Regions from separate parts of the Homo sapiens genome. Here all the other regions are linked to region 2. The links are chromatin contacts, found by Hi-C or POLR2A ChIA-PET in ENCODE. All regions are on one chromosome and are shown on one strand. The core of a region is the stretch at or near the end of the contact, and the rest is flanking DNA. Distances in the headings are between cores, read along the strand shown. Region 1 has its middle 61 kb from the start of NEK6. Region 2 holds the start of PSMB7 (proteasome 20S subunit beta 7). Region 3 holds the start of NEK6 (NIMA related kinase 6).

Evidence for each region. A loop is a pair of places that touch in the nucleus more often than their neighbours do. ChIA-PET counts read pairs that join two places held with the same protein, here RNA polymerase II (POLR2A). Pooled maps may share reads with other maps.
Region 1: a loop to region 2 is called in a map with no recorded cell type, with 8 times the contacts of the local background. The contact joins the enhancer-like site here to the promoter of PSMB7 in region 2. A Hi-C loop is called at or near these places in 2 of 37 single-sample maps with no recorded cell type and 9 of 50 pooled maps. POLR2A ChIA-PET finds 5 or more read pairs at or near these places in 1 of 52 experiments (activated T-cell).
Region 3: a loop to region 2 is called in a map of endothelial cell of umbilical vein, with 3 times the contacts of the local background. The contact joins the promoter of NEK6 here to the promoter of PSMB7 in region 2. A Hi-C loop is called at or near these places in 2 of 168 maps with a recorded cell type or tissue (CD4-positive, alpha-beta memory T cell and endothelial cell of umbilical vein) and 12 of 50 pooled maps. POLR2A ChIA-PET finds 5 or more read pairs at or near these places in 1 of 52 experiments (WTC11).

What each region holds. Positions count from the first base shown.
Region 1 is chr9:124,195,515-124,199,299 of GRCh38, reverse strand. No RefSeq gene overlaps it. Among named protein-coding and RNA genes, the nearest start is that of NEK6, 61 kb to the left of the region's middle. Within about 2 kb of position 1,764, at least 9 of the 41 ENCODE cell types and tissues checked have a DNase peak (open chromatin) inside an H3K27ac peak, as active enhancers do.
Region 2 is chr9:124,413,133-124,417,365 of GRCh38, reverse strand. PSMB7 (proteasome 20S subunit beta 7) reads left to right here and starts at 1,924. Exons shown (of 8, transcript NM_002799.4): 1 at 1,924-2,002; 2 at 2,431-2,524; 3 at 3,361-3,458. The coding sequence starts at 1,941. RefSeq lists an enhancer at 1,968-2,017.
Region 3 is chr9:124,255,974-124,259,976 of GRCh38, reverse strand. It overlaps NEK6 (NIMA related kinase 6), which reads right to left and starts at 2,028. Exons shown (of 10, transcript NM_014397.6): 1 at 1,892-2,028. It overlaps LOC613206 (a long non-coding RNA gene), which reads left to right. Exons shown (of 2, transcript NR_149024.1): 2 at 483-767. RefSeq lists an enhancer at 466-1,411 and silencers at 1,449-1,818, 1,879-2,008.

The DNA of each region.
Region 1 (3,785 bases), core at 515-3,014, 220 kb after region 2:
GAAAAGCTAGCTCTAGGTTTTTGAACTTAGAAAGCAGCTTCATCAACTTCTGCATTGGGGCTTAAGCACCTCCAGGTAGAGACCTCCTGAGTGAGCATAAAGCTTTCCATCACAGACCCAGGAGCTGCCCAGGTCTTAGGGGCTGGAGCTGTCAGGAAGGGTCTGGCGCTGGGTCAAGGCACAGGAAAGGTCTGTGTGGAACAGAGGCTGGTGCAGCAAAGGCTCAGGGGCCAGGGCCTGGGTGCGGTGGCTCATGCCTGTAATCCCAGTACTTTGGGAGGCCAAGGCAGGTGGGTCACCAGGAGTTCAAGACCAGCCTGGCCAACGTGGTGAAACCCCAGCTCTACTAAAAATACAAAAATTAGCTGGGTGTGGTGGTGGGCAAGTGTAATCCCAGTTACTTGGAGGCTGACCTGGGAGAAACGCTTGAACCTGGGAGGCAGTGGTTGCAGTGAGCCGAGATCATGCCACTGCACTCCAGCCTGGGCAACAGAGCAAGACTCTGTCTCAAAAAGAAAACAAAAAGCAAAAAACATGCTCAGAGGCCAGCCCAGCTGAGGTGCCCTGGTCAGATTCATAGGTCCATGGAAGACTCCATTTGGGAACAACCCGAACTCTCTTGTTGGGGCAGAAGGTGGGAGATTTGTGGTAGACTAGGGTTCTGGGACAAGGAGGTGGGCCTTGGGGCTGGGTGCTGGATGTGCCTCTCCACGTGATCTTCTTGCACCCAAAGGACATGGTGAGGCCTGTTCAGCCTTATGTCATGGCCTGAGGTTCCCAAGTTCAACACCCACATCTTCCATAGATACAGAAGTCCCCAGTGGTCAGCCTCCAGTAAGAAGAGAGTAGGCAGCGGGGAACGCTGGCTTAATAAATAAGAAAATAACAAAAATAAGAAGAAACGGGCCAGGTGTGGTGTCTCATTCCTGTAATCCCAGCAATTTGGGAGGCTGAGGTGGGCAGGTGACTTGAGGTCGGGAGTTTGAGACCAGCCTTGCCAACATGGTGAAACCCCGTCTACCAAAAACACAAAAATTAGCCAGGTGTGGTGGTGCATGCCTGTAGTCCCAGCTACTTGAGAGACTGAGGCAGGAGAATCACTTGAACCTGGGAGGTGGAGGTTGTAGTGAGCCGAGATCACGCCACTGCACTCCAGCCTGGGCGACACAGCGAGACACCGTCTCAAATTAAAAAAAAAAAAAAAAAAGAAATGACATCAACAGTTGCATCTGTCCATAGTGTGTAGCGCAGCATTCAAGGAGATCCCTGAGGCATCTGGGGTGTCTGATATCCTATAGGCACCAAGGCTTCCTTAATGCTGCCCCCACCTGATTTTAGAGTGGGGACCGCAGAACAATGTCTGGTCCACAAAGAGCTCAGCCAGGCTGACCACGGAGGCTCAGTGGACTGAGAAGATGGTCAGAATGTGTGGTTTCAACAGCTAAACCCAGACACCCTGGTGTGCGTTTCTCAAATTAGCGATATGTGGGTGGTGGTAGAGGGCAGTAGATCTCACTGGTTGTAACCACAAGCATCCTGGGGCCGTACTGGCAGTGGGGGAAGATGGTGGAGGTAGGGGAAGAAGGGAGGAGTGGGGCAGGTAGGCGAGGACCACGGGAACTGTAGGACTTTAGGGAATTCAGATGTGTCATAGTCACTGTGGCCAGCAAGGCCTTGGGTCCTCTGCCCACACAACTTCATGTCGTCTTGCAACCACCCCACTGGGAGGGGCTGTTACTATCATTTCACAAATGAGGAAGCAGAGACTCAGAGACGGGAAGTACCATGTGCAGATATGAAGGGAATGGAGCTCAGCTAGCAGTCTACGTGACCGTGGCCAAGGGGCCAAGAGGACCAAAGCTCAATTCAGGTCAAAACCCGTCTCTGAGAGGGTCCAACTGGGCAGGCAGGTGTGGTGGGCATCTGTGCTCCTGGCCAGCCCTCCAGCTCCCTTCTCTTGTATCCTCCTCTCCCCTAGGTGGAACCTCAGGGGCCATATTTGTACCTCTCTGCTCCCCTAGCGACAGCTGATTAGACCAGAGGTGCAGGCTGATTTGAGCTGAGCCAATCAGCTTCTTTCTCCTGTGACTTTGGCTTTGAGAATCAGGGATACTGGGTTGCCTTCCTGGCTGGTTATTTGAAAGGAGGCATAAAGCTGGGCTGGACTGGCTGTGTTTGGCCACTTGCTCATAGAATGGCAGAGAGAAGACTCAATCATGGAAAGGTTGAAATGCAGTTATGGGAGGGAGAGACAGAGACAGGCAGAGACAAGATAGAAAGAGGCAGTCATGCAGGAGAGATACTGAGACAAGGCGGGGAGCGGGAGAGGGAGAGAGAAAGGAAGGAAAATAAGAAGGAAGACTGAGATAAAGAGAGAGATAGTCACAAGGAGCCTAAGACACTACCTCCAGATCTCCTGACAACTTTCTGGGTCCCTACTCCTGCCTTCCTGAAGCTGCTCCATGTCCAGCCTTGGATCTCTGGGACCCTCCTGTTTTAATAAATTCCCTTCTCTTCTTGGGCTGTTTTGAAGAAGCTTTCTTTCTTTTATTTTTTTTACTTGCAATTAAACCCCCTGACCTCATTGCATTCAATCTGTACATTGTTTTGGGAGTACAGATATTAATAATATTAATTCTTCTCATCCATGAGCATGAAATAGCTTTCCACTAATTTAGATCTTCAATTTCTTTATCAATGTTTTCTAGTTTTCAGTATACAAATATTACACCTCCTTGGTTAAATTTATTCCTCAGTATTTTTTTAATGCCTTTGTAGATAAGATTGCTTTCTTGATTTGTTTTTCACCTAGGCTGTTGTTTTTGTGTAGATCTGCTATTGACTTTTGTGTGTTGATTTTGCATCCTATGACTTCGCTGAATTTATTTATTAGATATAACAGGGTTTTTTTGTGTGGAATCTTTGGGATTTTCTGTATATAGAATCATGTCATCTGCAAATAGAGATCATTTTACTTCTTCCTTTCTGATTTAGATGACTTTTATTTCTTTTTCTTGTCTGATTGCTCTTGCTCATACTTCCAGTACCATGTTGAATAGAAGTGGAGAGAGTGGGCATCCTTGCCTTGTTCTAGATTTCAGTAGGAAAGTTTTTGATTGTTCCCCATTAATTATGGTGTTAGCTGTGGTTTTTTCATAAATGGCCTCTATTATGTCAAGAAACTTTCTTTCTATGCCAAAACTGTTAAGAGTTTTTATCCAGAAAGGATGCTGAACTTGGTCAAGTGCTTTTTCTGTTTCAACTGAGATGATTGTGTGGTTTTTATCTTTCATTCTGTTAATGTAACGTACCACATTGATTGATTTGTGCACATTAAACCAGTCTTGCCTGTCAGAAATAGACCCTACTTGGTTATGACATGTAGTCTTTTTTGTGTGTTCTTGATTTTGGCTTGCTTATATTTTATTAGGATTTTTACATCGATGTTCATTATAGAGATTGGCCTGTAGCTTCATTTTTTTGTGTGGTATCTTTGTCTGGCTTAGGTATTAAGGTGATTCTGGCCTCATAACAAGTGTTTGGAAATATTTCCTCTAGCTCTATTTTTTTGGTAGAGTTTAAGAAGAACTGATAATAATTCTTCGAATGGCTGGCCGAATTCAGCTATGAAGCCATCTGGTCCTAGGCTTTTCTTGGTTGGAAGATTTTAAATTACTTTTTTGATACAGTTTGGATGTTGTCCCCACCCAAATCTCATATTGAAATGTAATCCCCAGTGTTGGAGGTGTGGCCCGGTGGGAGGTGATGGGATCATGAGGGCGGAT
Region 2 (4,233 bases), core at 675-3,174:
TTTAACCATTTTAAAGTGTGCAACTCAGTGGTTTTTAGTGTATTCATAATATCGTGCAACCAATACCACTATGTAATTCCAGAATATTTTCATCATTTTCCAAAAACTCTGCGCCCACTAAACAGTCCTATCCATTCTCTCCTCCTCCCCTAACCCTTAGCAACCAAACATCTACTTTCTGTCTGTGGATTTGCCTATTAAGAACACTTCACATACATGGAATGATACACTATGTGGCCTTTTGTGCCTGGCTTCTTTCCCTCAGTATATTTTTAAGGTCCATCCCTGTTGTAACATGTATCTGTGCTTCAGACTTCTTTATGGTCTAATAATATTCCATTAAATGAATTTACCATATTTTGTTTATCCATTCATCAGTGGATGGACATTTGTTTCCATTATTTGGCTATTGTGAATAATGAGACCCCCCCCTCGCTTTTTTTTTTGAGACGGAGTCTCTGCTCTGTTGCCCAGGCTGGAGTGCAGTGGCGTGATCTCAGCTCACTGCAACTTCTGCCTCCCTGGTTCGAGCTATTCTCCTGCCTCGGCCTCCTGACTAGCTGGGACTACAGGTGCCCACCACCACGTCTGGCTAAGTTTTTGTATTTTTAGTAAAGACGGAGTTTCACCGTGTTAGCCAGGATGGTCTCAATCTCCTGACCTCATGATCCGCCCACCTCGGCCTCCCAAAGTGCTGGGATTACAGGCGTGAGACACCGCGCCCAGCCAATGAGACCCCTTTTGACGCAGGGCAGGTAAGCCCCAAAGTGCGGCTGAGCCCACAAGGGTTCTTGGCTTTGCCCAAGAAAGAATTCAAGGGCAAGTTAGAGGCAGAAGAAAACGGCTTTATTGAAGTGGCGGCGTTACAGCTCCATGACTGCTCCTGCAGAGCAGGGTTACCCTCTTAGGCAGAGTGTCAGGGCAGTTTTGCTGTCATATTTATACACACTTTTAATTACATGCAGATTAAGGGGTGGTTTATGCAGGCATTTCTAGGGAAGGGGTAGTAACTTTTGGTTTATGGTGCCACTGCCATGGAAAGGGGCGGTAACTCACGAGTGTTGCCATGGCAACGGTAAACTGACTTGGCTGGCTGGTGAGCGAGTCTTAGGGAAGACAGCTTCCGTCCAGGCCCTGTTTTAGCTAGTCCTCAATTTGGTCAGGTATCTCAGCCCCATCTCTGAATGGAGGCCTGCCTTCTACCTCACCTTTGTAGAAGTTTTTGTGAATACATGTCTTCAACCCTCTCGGGTGCGTATCTAAGAGGATAATACTTTTTGGGGAACTGCCAAATTGTTTTCCGGAGCAGCCGCACCGTTTTGCATTCTCACCAGCCGTGTATTCGGGTTCCAATTTCTCCACACTCTCGCAACCCTTGCGCTTTTCTGTCTTTTTGTTTATGGCCATCCTAGCGGGTGCGAAGTGGGATCTCACTGTGGTCGTGCTTTGCATTCACCCTATGACTAATCATGTTGAGCCTCTTTTCACAGACTTAATGGCCATTCTACAGCAGCCTTTTGAGCTAGGTTGTAATCTCCATCTGATAGCGGAGGAAACAGATTCAGAGAGTTGAAGAGACTTGCTTAACGCAAGGGGGTGGTGGGGCTGTGCCTGGGACTTGGGTCTGTCTGTCTCTGAAGCACCGCAGAACCAAATTAACGGTAGAAACAAGTCCAGTCTGAGCGGCAGGAGACCTGGTCGCTGGTGCGTTCACCTTGGACAAGTCCTTTCCCGGTTCCGGGTGTCACTTTCTCCTCCGTGCCACTTGGGGCGATATACTTCAAACATCTCTGGCCTCTCTAGGAACCAGAATCTCTAAGATCAATCGTTCTAGTGCGGCGTTTGCCCCGCCCCTTCAGCCCCCGTTGCCAGCGACGCCGGAAGTGCTCGGCTCTTTTTGTTTGCACCCGCCTCCGACCCGGAACTGCTTTCTTGGGAAGATGGCGGCTGTGTCGGTGTATGCTCCACCAGTTGGAGGCTTCTCTTTTGATAACTGCCGCAGGTGCCGCCTTGCTTGGGGCTTGGTTCAGGGAGGGAGAAGAGTGCGGTGCTCGGGTGGGAGCTGGGCCAAGGTGTGATACGAGAATTCTGAGGGAAGAATTCATGGCGGGGCCTGTGGCCCGCGGCTAGTGTGACTCAGGGGAATCAGGGCCTGGGCGTGGGTTTCTCCTGAAGCCGGGTCTGCTCTCCCACCTTCCCAGCGCACTCGGCCACCGTTTATCTCCGTCTCCTAAGGCACGTCACGGCCCCTTTGTAAGACTGTCTTCGTTGGAAAACGGGAGAACAGTGCTGATGGTGGGAGGATTCATTAAACAGATGGGCGTGAAAACAAGTAGCAGCTTTCCTGAGTTCTCTGTTAGGCACTTTTCATGCCAGTGCTGTGCGATGTGGTCCTGCCCTTCAACACTTGATTCTCTCATTTGCTCTTAGGAATGCCGTCTTGGAAGCCGATTTTGCAAAGAGGGGATACAAGCTTCCAAAGGTCCGGAAAACTGGCACGACCATCGCTGGGGTGGTCTATAAGGTAAGCCGGGTTAGGCTAAGAGCAGCAGTGACTGAACCGGCAACAGGAATCAGAACACTTGGCTTCCGGTGTCTCTCCCGGCTCGGTCTGGAAAGGCAAATGCTATAGAATACATCAGGAGACCGTCTTTCAGGAGCGACTGCTTTTGTCAGGTTTTGTGTGCTTCTTAACAGTTTATGTTCTTTCCTCACTTTGCTGAGGTTTTTTCTTTCTTTCTTTTTTTTTTTTTTAAACAGGTCAGTTAGCTTCTTAATTACTAGTTTAGGAAGCTGAAGTATGTGATGGGAGATCACGAGATTTGGGGTCAGACAGGTCTGTCTCACCTTTGAACTCTATAGTGCTGATTCCAACTTCTGGCAGCTCACTTTCCTTCTCACAGGGACACCTTCAGATGCATCAAATGGAGATAACTCCTGCCTTAAATTGTTGGAAACGTCAAAAGGGATAATGATTACCTGTGCAACATGTTTTAAAGAAAAGCAACATGTTTTAAAAGGAAATTGATAGTGATGGCTAATTTAATGGAAAGATTCCTGAGTCTTAATCCAGGTTTTTTCCAGATTAGCTCTGATTTACAAGGAATTTACCCGACACCTGAGCCTCACTTGAAAATGGGAATAATTCTTACCTACTCAGGATTCAATTAGTAGCATTTACTAAGAAACCTTTTCTTAAATCCTGAAAGTGTAGCACAATATTTTTGCTATGAGTTTTGGCTGGCGTTTTGAGATTAGGGGAGCATGTGGTATGGCCAACATAGTATTCCCTAAAGTAGAATAGAGAGTTGCGGTTGGCTTATATTTGTAAAATTGTTTAAAAACTTTTTTTTTTAATAGGATGGCATAGTTCTTGGAGCAGATACAAGAGCAACTGAAGGGATGGTTGTTGCTGACAAGAACTGTTCAAAAATACACTTCATATCTCCTAATATTTAGTAAGTATTGATTCGTTTGAATAACTCTTATATTTTCAAACATGTCAGGGCTAAAAATTGACCTTCCTGTGCTCCTTACTAAAACCTGTTTTTCAACCTGTATTTTCTGTCTCCCTTAAATGGCATTTCCAGCCACCTGTTACCTAAGCCAGTAACTTCAAGTCCTCTCTTTGCTTCAGTCTCCAATTGAATTGGTGGCCAGTTTTGCCCTCTCTGTGCCTCTTGAATCCATTCCCTCCTATCCTTTCCTTTGCTAAGGCTCTAGTTTGGGTTCTTTTTTCTTTTTCTTTTTTTCAAACATTAACTTGAACCATAGAGGTTCTTTTTTCTTAGCTGGACTATTGCAGTTACCATTTAATTGGCCTCTCTTAGGCATCCTATTGTTCACTCTTCTGCCATACTGGATTTTGTAAAACATAGATCTGATGGCATCCCTTTCTTAAAAAGCTTTTCAAGAGACTTGTCACATTTCCACATGGCTTTTAGGATAAAAATCAAAATTCTGTGGCCTTGCACAGTCTCATAGAAAGCCTACCCTTCAAGCGTCTTTTTCAGTTGCCATCACCCTGTGCTCCAGTTACGTCTGAACTGTCCCTATTTCCCTCATCTCCAAGCTATTCTACCGTTGCTTATGTGAGATTCTATTTAGAAACTCTGCCTTCTCTGCTTGTAGAGTGTTTTTATTCCAGCTCATATATAACCTTTTCCTTTTTTTAAACATTTTTTTCGTTCTTTTTTTTTTTTTTTTTTTTTTGGGAGAGATGCGGTCACACTA
Region 3 (4,003 bases), core at 779-3,278, 160 kb after region 2:
ACTTCCTCCCCATTTCCCTCCTCTGCCCTTGTTCAAACCCACCAGAAATGCCACCAGTTAAAGCCAGGCGCTCCATTTCTGGAAACCCAAACAGCTCTAAATCCAGACCAACCTGGGTCTAAGGCCTTCAGTCTGAGACTTTATTTTGTGGAGATACAAACTACTTTTTAGTCATTTCCGAAGCAGACGGGACAGCAGAGGCTGACAAACCACAGGGACCATTTTAAATCCTGGGCCTTTTCTTCTGGGAAGTTAGGCAAGAACCTTCCCAAATGTTTGCCCGTCAGGCTCTCTGCCAGGGAGTGACTCATTCCACGGCTCCCCACAGGCATATTTTATTTGGGGGTGGGGGACGCAGCGAGGGCTTGGCCTTGATGGGGGAAGGAGAGGGGGCATTTCCAGCAAACCCAGAAGGTGTTTTCTTTTTTTCATTTTCAGGAGAAAAAAGAAAAAGAATGTGGGTCTTTTTTGCTTCCTTCCAGGTTTTGTTTGCTAAAAGAAGACGTCCAAAGTTCATTCGGTAAGCTCAAACTCGCTGAGTCCAAACTCGCTGAGTCCGGGGCAGGCGCTTCCAGACGGCTCTGCGTCCCTTTCAATGAAATTCTTCTTCCATTAACGACAGGGTTTTTAAACGTGCCTCCAAGACCTGCCTGCACGTACTGTACACCAAACTAAGGCGACATTTTCCCCCAAAAAAGGCAAGCTGAATTTGGAAAAGTCAGACCAACTAGGGAGCTCTGGAATTTCTAAAGTTTGCCTTAAAGCAATTAAGACTTTCAGCTGCAAAGATTTTCAACAGTTAGAGAGCACGCACACACACAAAAGCCTGTCAGTCAAAACTGCAAGGACAGACCTCGGAAGCTGGTGTCCCAAGCCCGCTGTGATCAATTTGTTACTGTCCTGGGATTCACACTTGGAGCCTAGGAGAGGTATAAATAAATCAAAAGATCCGTCTACTTAGCAGGGCAGGCAGAGAGGCCCCCACATACACAGGCAAGTCTAGGGTCAGCCCCCCAGGCCTGGCTGGAGAGAGACAAGAACAAAGACAGGAGAGCCTGGAGGATATTTAGGAAAACACACGTCCTCGGGTGCCCGGCCGAGGGGCCCACCACAGCCTCCGCTCGCCCAGCCTGTGTATGCAGAGAGGGTCCTGCCAGTGGCCCTGCCGCAGCCTGGCTCTAAGACCTTTGCCTCTGTCAGGCCCAGCCAGGCTCTGAGTCTGCCCTCCTGGCCCCTGGTTCACCGGATCAGGCCCAGCCCCGACCCCCAGCCCATGCCAGGCCGCTTCTCTCTCCACGGGCTCCCTGGCTCGGGGGCCATCACTGTGCAAAGGCCTGGTGGGCGCAAAGGGGGCCGGCCCCTCAACCTCAGTAATAAACACGCTCGCACGGCCCTGCACACTCGTTATACTCACACCCACACAGGCATACTTTCGCCCTTCTAGGCTCACGCATGTGCTTGCACACAAATCACTTTGGAATGCACACACGTGCACACACACACTCCCTGAGACCCGCACGTACTCCCTGCGGCGCCCGGCACACTCCTCCGCCCGTCGTCCCCACTCGGGAAGTGGGTAGCGGGGAGCCATGCCCGCGTCCCCGCACGCACTCACCCCAACAACGCCACCAGACGCTCCGGGGTGCACACGCACACCCGCCGGGGACGCGCACACCCCGGGACACGCGGACACGCCGCCCCCGCCCGCCCGGCCGCCGACACGCTCAGCCCCGCGCGGCCACACTCGCGCCCGCCTCCCGCTCTCCCCCGCGGAGCCGTGGGCGCGCGCCCGCCCTCGGCCCGGCTGGGGGTGACGGCCCCGCCGCCCGGCCCCCGCCCTTCTCCGGGCCGCGGGGCCCCACCGGCCCGGCCCCAGCCCCAGGCGACTCACCGGCGCGCGGGCGGGCTCGGCTGCCGCTGGGGGACCGGTGCGCTGGCCCGCGGGCGGCTGGAGCGGTGCGTCCCACACGAGTTTGCGGCGCAGCGGCCGCACGCCCGTCAGCTCGGTTCCGCCGCCGCCGCCACCGCCTGCGCGGGCCCGCGCGCCCGCGCGCCCGCCCCTCCCCGCCGCGGGGCCGCGCCGCCCCCAGCGCTCGTGCGCGCTGCCGCCACGCAAGCTTGAGGGGCGGGGGGCGCCCCGGCGGCGTCCTTCCTGGGCCTGGACCCCTCGACTCCGCCGAGTTCTGCGGCCGATCCGCTCGGCCGAGGAACCCCTTCCCCATTTCAGAGATGGGAAGACTGAGGCCCAGACTCACAGGGCGCAGGCCGGCGTCTCCCCATCTTCTCCGGCTCTAGACTTATGATGAGGGTCTGCAGTCAGCCAACCCTTGGACTCCTGTGCGTCTTCGGATTCCCCATCGCCTAGCATTGCTCCTACCACAGCCCTAGTCATACTGAAATTGGCACAGTAACAAGCACTTATTGTGCACCAGCTGAATGCAGGCACTGAAGTAGGCTCCAAGAGTATTCCGATGAGGGGAAGGCCCTGCCCCCTGCCCTCAAAGTGCCAGCGACTCTTCATCTGGAGCTCCCACTTCCTGTGGCCCCCGGGGGACCAGCAAGAGCCAATGTGCAGAGGTTTCTGGAAGTAGTAAAAGTCCCCACTAAAGAATGTTGAACGCCCCCTCTAGAAGTCAGAGCCTCCCTGAGACCCAAGCAGCTCAGTTCTCACTTCACCTCCTCCCCGCACCGAGAGCGGCCGCTCCTGGCTGGGCTGTTTCCACCCCTGCTGCCTCCCCTCCACATTCAAAACTGTGCTGCACCCCAGGAGGGCTGGAGCCAGGGACACTGACTGCCTGCTTGGGCGCAGCACTGTACTGGGCACAGGGTGAATGCCCGTCTGGCTTCTGTTTGCCAAATGAGTGGAAGTGCTTCAACTGGCCGTGATCTGTAATAATGACACCAACGGAGCGTCCACCACGTGTGCCAACGTTACCCTTGTGCCCATTTTACAGATGGGCTTTGAGGCTTAGAAATGAAATTTCAGGCTGGGTGCGGTGGCTCACACCTGTAATCCCAGTACTATGGGAGGCTGAGGTGGGAGGATGCCTTGAGGCTGGGAGTTTGAGGCCAGCCTGGGCAATATAGCAAAACCCCATGTCTACAGAAAAATGTAAGAATTAGCTGGGTGTGGTAGTGCCTGCCTGCAGTCCCAGCTACTCGGGACGCTGAGGCGGGAGGGTCTCTTGAGCATAGGAGTTAGCAGCTGCAGTGAGCTATGATCGCACCACTGCACTCCAACCTGGACAACAACAATAAAAAGCAAATTCTTTTGTTCAAAGTCACCCAGATGGTAAGTGGTTGAGCTGGAAAGTGCACGGCAGATTGTCTAATTCCAGTGCCTGTGTGGCCAATCACTAGGCAGCCCTGCCTCAGGAACAGCATAGCCCTGGGCTTCTGGAACAAGAGGGCAGACGAGGCAGCAGCTGGCCCACAGGAGCGGGCCTGGTCCCAGCTCTTGTGGATGAAAATGCAGACATCACAAACCAATGGGGAGGAAATGGATTGTTCTGCAAATTGTTTAGCCGTTTAGCTGGAGATCTGTTTACAGCCTTGCCTCCCATGATATACACCACAATAAATGTCAGACAGATTGAAAAGTTAAATAGAAGAAATAAACACTGCAACAAATAATAGAAAGAAATCGAAGTTCTGAGACAGCGTATTGCAGTGTTACTAGAGGATTTGTGATACTGGCCATATTCATGCAGCAAACATTAGTTCAGTCATTGGTTCACCCGACACATCTATGAGCACCTTCCATGGGCCAGGTACTTTTCTAGGCACTGGGATAAAGGAGTGAACAAAATATGGCCCTTTCTTGGGGCTTCAGTCAAGGGGGAGGGATGGGGTGGGAGGAAGACACTGAATATCTGCCATTTCAAGGATAAGAAGTTTGGGCCGGGCGCGGTGGCTCACGCCTGTAATCCCAGCACTTTGGGAGGCCGACGCAGGCGGATCACAAGGTCAGGAGATCGAGACCATCCTGGATAACACGGTGAAA